Linked DNA regions of Homo sapiens: region 2 is linked to region 1. A link is an interaction called in ENCODE POLR2A ChIA-PET data of the cell type or tissue named here. Cell type or tissue: GM12878. All regions are shown on one strand. Links, peaks and the distances in the headings refer to the core of each region. The heading gives the core; the rest is flanking DNA. Region 1 has its middle 9.2 kb from the start of PIP4K2A. Region 2 has its middle 59 kb from the start of LINC03027.

What was found. Peaks named below come from ENCODE experiments on the same cell type or tissue, not always from the same donor. Only the 100,000 strongest peaks of a DNase experiment are listed, where the experiment ranks them.
Region 2: POLR2A ChIA-PET joins it to region 1 with 5 read pairs; 3 of 35 experiments call an interaction of 5 or more read pairs at or near these places.

What each region holds. Positions count from the first base shown.
Region 1 is chr10:22,722,339-22,725,250 of GRCh38, forward strand. No RefSeq gene overlaps it. Among named protein-coding and RNA genes, the nearest start is that of PIP4K2A, 9.2 kb to the left of the region's middle. RefSeq lists an enhancer at 933-1,042. In GM12878, for the core only: no CTCF peak of the experiment used is centred there; DNase peaks (open chromatin) are centred at 1,153 and 1,640; H3K4me3 peaks cover 731 bases; H3K27ac peaks cover 1,785 bases.
Region 2 is chr10:22,495,693-22,498,604 of GRCh38, forward strand. No RefSeq gene overlaps it. Among named protein-coding and RNA genes, the nearest start is that of LINC03027, 59 kb to the left of the region's middle. In GM12878, for the core only: no CTCF peak of the experiment used is centred there; no DNase peak of the experiment used is centred there.

The DNA of each region.
Region 1 (2,912 bases), core at 111-2,610:
GATCAGTGGCACTCTAGTCTGGGTGGATTGAGATTCTGAATCTCCAAAAAAAAAAAAAAAAAAAAGGCATAGCTAAACATTTTTAGAGCAAAATTATAAAAATCTTTTCTAATTTATTTTACAGCAAAAACGTTGAATTAAATGTGGACTGTGAATGCATTTTCATATGTTTGATACGCTGAAGGGTTGGAGCCTCCAAAAATAAGGATGCCCAGCCCTTAGGAGAGTTTTTTAAATGGCTGCCGGGAGGAAAGATTCTATTCTTTGTAGATCAACAAGGTCCAGACAAATTGGTGTGACCTTCAGACCTGAAGCCAACACTGAATGCCAAGACCAGAGGAATTAGAAGATTTTACACTTGATCTTAGCCAAAAGGCCAAGAAGCAAAGGAATCAGAAGATTTTAGCTTGAGCCTTTTGCCCTGGGCAAGGGAAAAGTCCAGAAGCAGGAAGCAAGGAGAAAATTCAAACTAGCTTCCCTGCCTAGAGCAGTGCATAGTGGAAGATCTCAGCCACACCTTCATTTGTGCCTTTTTTTTTTTTAGCTCACTGCAGCCTTGAACTCTTGGGCTCAAGCAATCCTCTTGTTTCAGCCTACCAAAGCGTTGGGGCTCCAGGCGTGAGCCACCGTACCTGGCCTTATTTGTGCTTTCCGCATTCCTGCAATCAAGGGGCACTCTTAATTTACATGCCTACTGCTCTTAATGGGAAGGTACCTAGAGGGAAATCTCACCTAAGGTCTGCTTTCATGGAGTTTTTAAATTCTAAAATATAGTATACACTGTACTGATGCTACACTGAAGATAACCTAGAGAAATAATTGATGTGCATATTTGAAAAGCATCTAAAAAAATATGACTTGAGATCAGCGTAAGAAAAGGATCACAGTCTTCTTCATGCTGCTGTGTCCAGTGGTCAGGGATGGGGCAGTTCCCAGGGTCTCCACTGCCCTCGAGAACCAAATGGAAGACACAGAACAACAGCTTTGAGAGTTAGCCAGGGACTGCCTTGCTTTCCCGGTAGCGCTGAGGGTATGAGTTGGTGAACCCTGTGTGGTTCCTGTTCATTAACCCAGGAGGAAGAATTGAGGTAGGTGAGAGGAACAAGAGGTCCCAGAGAGATTCCTGGTGCTACCCAGGCTGTTTCCACTTCCTCCTCACCACTCTCAGTTCCTGAAATTTGCGGTTGTAGCCTTCAGAAGCAGCCCCAGAACAATCACTCAGGAGGCCCCCACTGCAAAGGCATTCCTAGATCCATCTGTCACCCATACCTGTGCTCCCAAACTTGGGGAGCCTATCCAGTTTTACCTCAGTTACACAGAAGTCTGCAAACCCACGGAACCCTCTCCTGTCACGTGTGCAAACATCATGAAATTCTAACCCATGAGTTTTCTTTTTTTTTTCTTTTTTCTTTTTCTTTTTTTTTTTTTTGAGACAGAGTCTCGCTCTGTCGCCCTGGTTGGAGTGCAAAGGCGCAATCTCAGCTTACTGCACCCTCTGCCTCCTGGGTTCAAGCGATTCTCCTGCCTCAGCCTCCTGAGTTCTCTTAGTTTTGGATTTGAGTGCCTGATAGAAAGTTCTGGGTATTTTCAATTAGTAATCTGGTGCTCATCTTGTCACCCTCAGACATGGCCCTAGTCAGTTTCGAAAGTCTCATAAAATCTCAGAAGCGATGGAACTGGGCTTGAGGGTTTTTTAGACTCTGAAAAACAGCTTTTCAAAAAAACACCCTTCCATACTTTTAGCACTAGCTAACATTTGAGTGTTGCACTAAAAGGAAGTTACAGATGAAATCGTTGTTACATAAAATTCTAGGTCTGAATTTTAAAGATGGGGAGTCTTGATTATTCACAATATTCATGCCCCTGGTTTGTGCTTTCACCTTAACTATGGGATGGCTCCTCCTTAGAGAGTTGATGTCACAACTAACTTTCAATGAAGAGTCCTGTTTTTCCTTTACTAACTCAGGCTTTTTCCATTTTAGTTTTCAAATTCAAATTTTAAGTAGGTCATATTACTGGTATTTAAAAACTTGATAAACTAGAACTCAGGGACTAACTTGAAATCAGAGGTACGTTTATTACCATTTTTGCTCATTCATTCGTCACATATGTGTTGAGGTCCTAGAAGATTCTGAGCATAAAGGTGAGTAAGACACGTCCCTTGCCCTTGAGGGGTGCATAATTAAGTAGGGAGGATAAAGCTGCAAGCCAGCCATTTCCAATGCAATATGGTACCTTCTATAGCAAGACAATAGAGATAGGGCTGTAAATGCTTAGAGGGAGGAAGAAGCACACGATTAGCATGTGGTGTGGTGGCTCACATCTGTAATCTCAACACTTTGAAAGGTAGAGGTTGGAAGATCACTTATGGCCAAGAGTTGGAGACCAGCCTGGGCAACATAATGAGGCCCTGTCTCTACAAAAAAATTTAAAAATTAGCTGGGTGTGCTGGCGTGCACTTATAGTTCCAGCTACTAAGGAGGCTGAGGTGGGAGAATCACTCGAGCCAGGAGTTGGAGGCTGCAGTGAGCTGTTAGCTATGATCACGCCACTACCACTCCAGCCTGGATGACAGAGCAAGACCCTGTCTAAAAAAAAAAACAAAAAACAAACCCAAACAGCACAGAATGGCATCATAGACTAAAAAGGGAAAGTCCCTCCTCCCTCTCCTCCACTCCTGCTTTCCATTTCTTAGATCTTTTCACTTTCCCTCCAATCCCTTCCCCTCTGTTTATATCTGAGTGGGTCAGTTAATTTCTATGTATTTACACATATATGTACATGGACTAATATATGCTTACTTTTTTTTGTTTACTATTTTTTCCCCTGGGTTGTGATCCTCCCACCTCAGCCTCCTGAATAGCTGGTACGCACCACCACATCCGGCTATTTTTTATTTTTTATAGAGACAG
Region 2 (2,912 bases), core at 161-2,660, 230 kb before region 1:
TTGTCGACAAGTGGATTTATCCATGGAACCTCTGCCACCATGATCAGGATCTAGAAGAATTTGCTCACACCCTTTCATTTCCATCCCTTCCCCTTGTCTCCAGCCCCTGGAAAGTATTGGTCTGCTTTGTGTCACTGTACTTTTGTCATTTAAAAAATTTTTTTGTTTTAGAATTTCACATAAATGAATCATAGAGTATGTAGTAGTCTGTGTAGTCTGGCTTGTTTTCATCTATAAAGCTTTTGATATTTATTCATGATGTGTGTATCAGAAGTTTGTTCTTTTTTTGTTTATTTTTTTGGCTGATGAGTATTCCATTGTGGGGACATAATCACAATTAGTCTATCCTTTCACCAGTTGGTGGACATTTGTGTTATTTTCCAGTTTTTTATATTCTGAATAAAGCTGCCAGGAACATTCATGTACATGTCTCTGTGAGCACCTTTTTTTACAAAAAGAGGCAGGGCCTCATTCTGTTGTCCAAACTGGAGTGCAGTGGCATGATTATAGCTCATTGCAGCCTTGAACCTCCAGGCTCAAGCGATCCCCTTACCTCAGCCTCCCAAGTGGCTGAGACTACAGGCACATGCCACCATGTCCAGCTAATTTTAAAATATTTTGTAGAGATGAGGTCTTACTATGTTTTCCAGGCTGGTCTCAAACTGTTGGCCTGAAGCAATCCTCCTGCCTTAGCCTCCCAAAGTGCTGGGATTACAGGTGTGAGCCACTGCACCCAGCAGTAAGCACATGCTTTAATTCCTCTCAGGTAAATGCCATTCCTGTATTGTATAGAAGTATATGTTTAACTTTAGAAGACTGTTGCAAACTAGTTTCCATGGTGACTGCAGCATTGTACAGTCCCTCCACTAGTGCTTGAGGGTTGTTTCATATCCTCATCAACATCTGGTATCATCCATCTTTTAATTTTAGCCACTCTAGTGAATTACACGAGGCCTTGAAGCCCACCTGTAAGTGTATTGCCCTTTTCTTCAGGTGGCCCCTCCTCTCCAGTCTCATGGGTGAATGCTCAGTTTCAAGTCACCAACCTTCCTGTGTGAGGCCCCTGCCCTTCTCAAGCTGCACTGGCACCCTAGAGCGGGCACCAACAGTACCTGTGCACACCCATCCTTATAGTGTGGCTGTTGCTGTCTTTGCCTGCCTTCTCCTCTCAACTCCAAGTTCAGTATTAGGAGTGGGGAGAGGCAGGAAGTTTCCACGTATTTGAATCCCAGTACCACATCTCTACAAAAACTAAACAAAATTAGCCAAATGTAGTGGTGCGCGCCTGTGGTCCCAGCTACTTGGGAGGCTGAGGTAGGAGGATTGCTTGAGCCCAGGAGGTCAAGGCTGCGGTGAGCTGAGATTGCACCACTGCACTCCAACCTGGGTGACAGAGTGAGACCCTATCTCAAAAAAAAAATAAAAAAAATGAATCTCCCAACTTTAAAATGTCTTCTAATTGAGGGGACTCATTCCCCATTAAAATGCGTACTCCACCATTCTTCAAATAATGGATGTGTGCATCTCTCTCCATGGATGCTCTGGCCTTCATTTGCAGAACAGCTAATGATCCATCCAGCCACAGACTAGGAACAAGCAATACCGAGCAGGCCTTAGCAGGACTGAAGTTTTGGCTTTAGGCACTCTGCATCCACCAAAGCCATTTGCTCATTTAAAGGTGGATATCAAACACTCACTGTGTGAGTGCTTTGGTGAGGTTCTGAGGATCTGTGGAAGACTCCAGGGAAGGGGGAATGAGGGGGAAATGACCAGAAAAAGCTATAGGGAGGAGGTGTGATTGGAGAGGATGCTGAAGGAATGGCAGCAGCTGCATGGATGGAGAAATGGGGGAAAGATGTTTCTGGTGGCAGAGTTCATGCTCATGGAACTGAAAGGTGATGTTAATCACTAGTTGAGGTGAGAGCATGGTTACAGCAGAGGGTCCCTGTTGGAGGACTGCGGCACATTTATTAGAGGGGCCTGTGACCAACTGGGGGAGGCGCTAGAATGTTTGAGGGAGGACACTGAATTCTGCCTTACAGGTCAGGGGCTGGGAGGCAGGTGGGGGCAGAGCCATTCACCTATTTATTTTTAATGATGAGCTCAATATTTTAGAAAACGATTTCCATAACTAAATGGGAGAAAGGGCAGGGAGCCTGAGCCAGCTCAGAAGCCGTCTCAGACATCTGGGCTAGCTAGTGTCAGCTATCTGTGCCCCTAGACCCCCCAGAAATGGGTCACACCTTTAGCAGCTGTCCTGTTCATCACTCTACAAGAATGTTTCCTCAGGATGCTCACAGCTGCCATGAGGCTTCTCAGGTTGGATGGCTTTCTCTCTACCCTGGCCCCACCACCGATGGAGCAAAGCTTTTGTGTGGCAAGTCTAGTTTTATTTGACCATACTCGATATCCATCAGATAAGAAAAATGAACATTGGCATAGTGATTTAGAATTTACTAGATATCTGGCAGTTCCTAGGTACCTGGGAACCATGACTGTCACTGGGCATATTGTAAAATTATGAATATGACCATCCAAGACTACTCTATGTATGCAGGTCAGAGGGCCCTTGAGGGGATAATTTGTGCAAAGTTCTACTTAGTGGTTAACAGCTTCTTTTGGTAGAAGTGGTACAGGCCCCCTGGGACTTGGCATGGGGGTTGAGAGGGGTGAAGGTGGGTCATTTCAATGGAAAAGACAAGTGGTGCCTTCTACACCATTGCCTTTTTTTCTTTTTCTTTGAGACAGGGTCTGCTCTGTTGCCCAGGCTGGAGTGCAGTAGAATGATCACAGCTGGAGTGTAGTGGCATGATCATGGCTCCCTCTAGTTTAGAATGCCTCAGCTCAAGCTGTCCTCCTGCCTCAGCCTCCCAGCTGGACTACAGGCATGTGCTACCACGCCTGGCTAATTT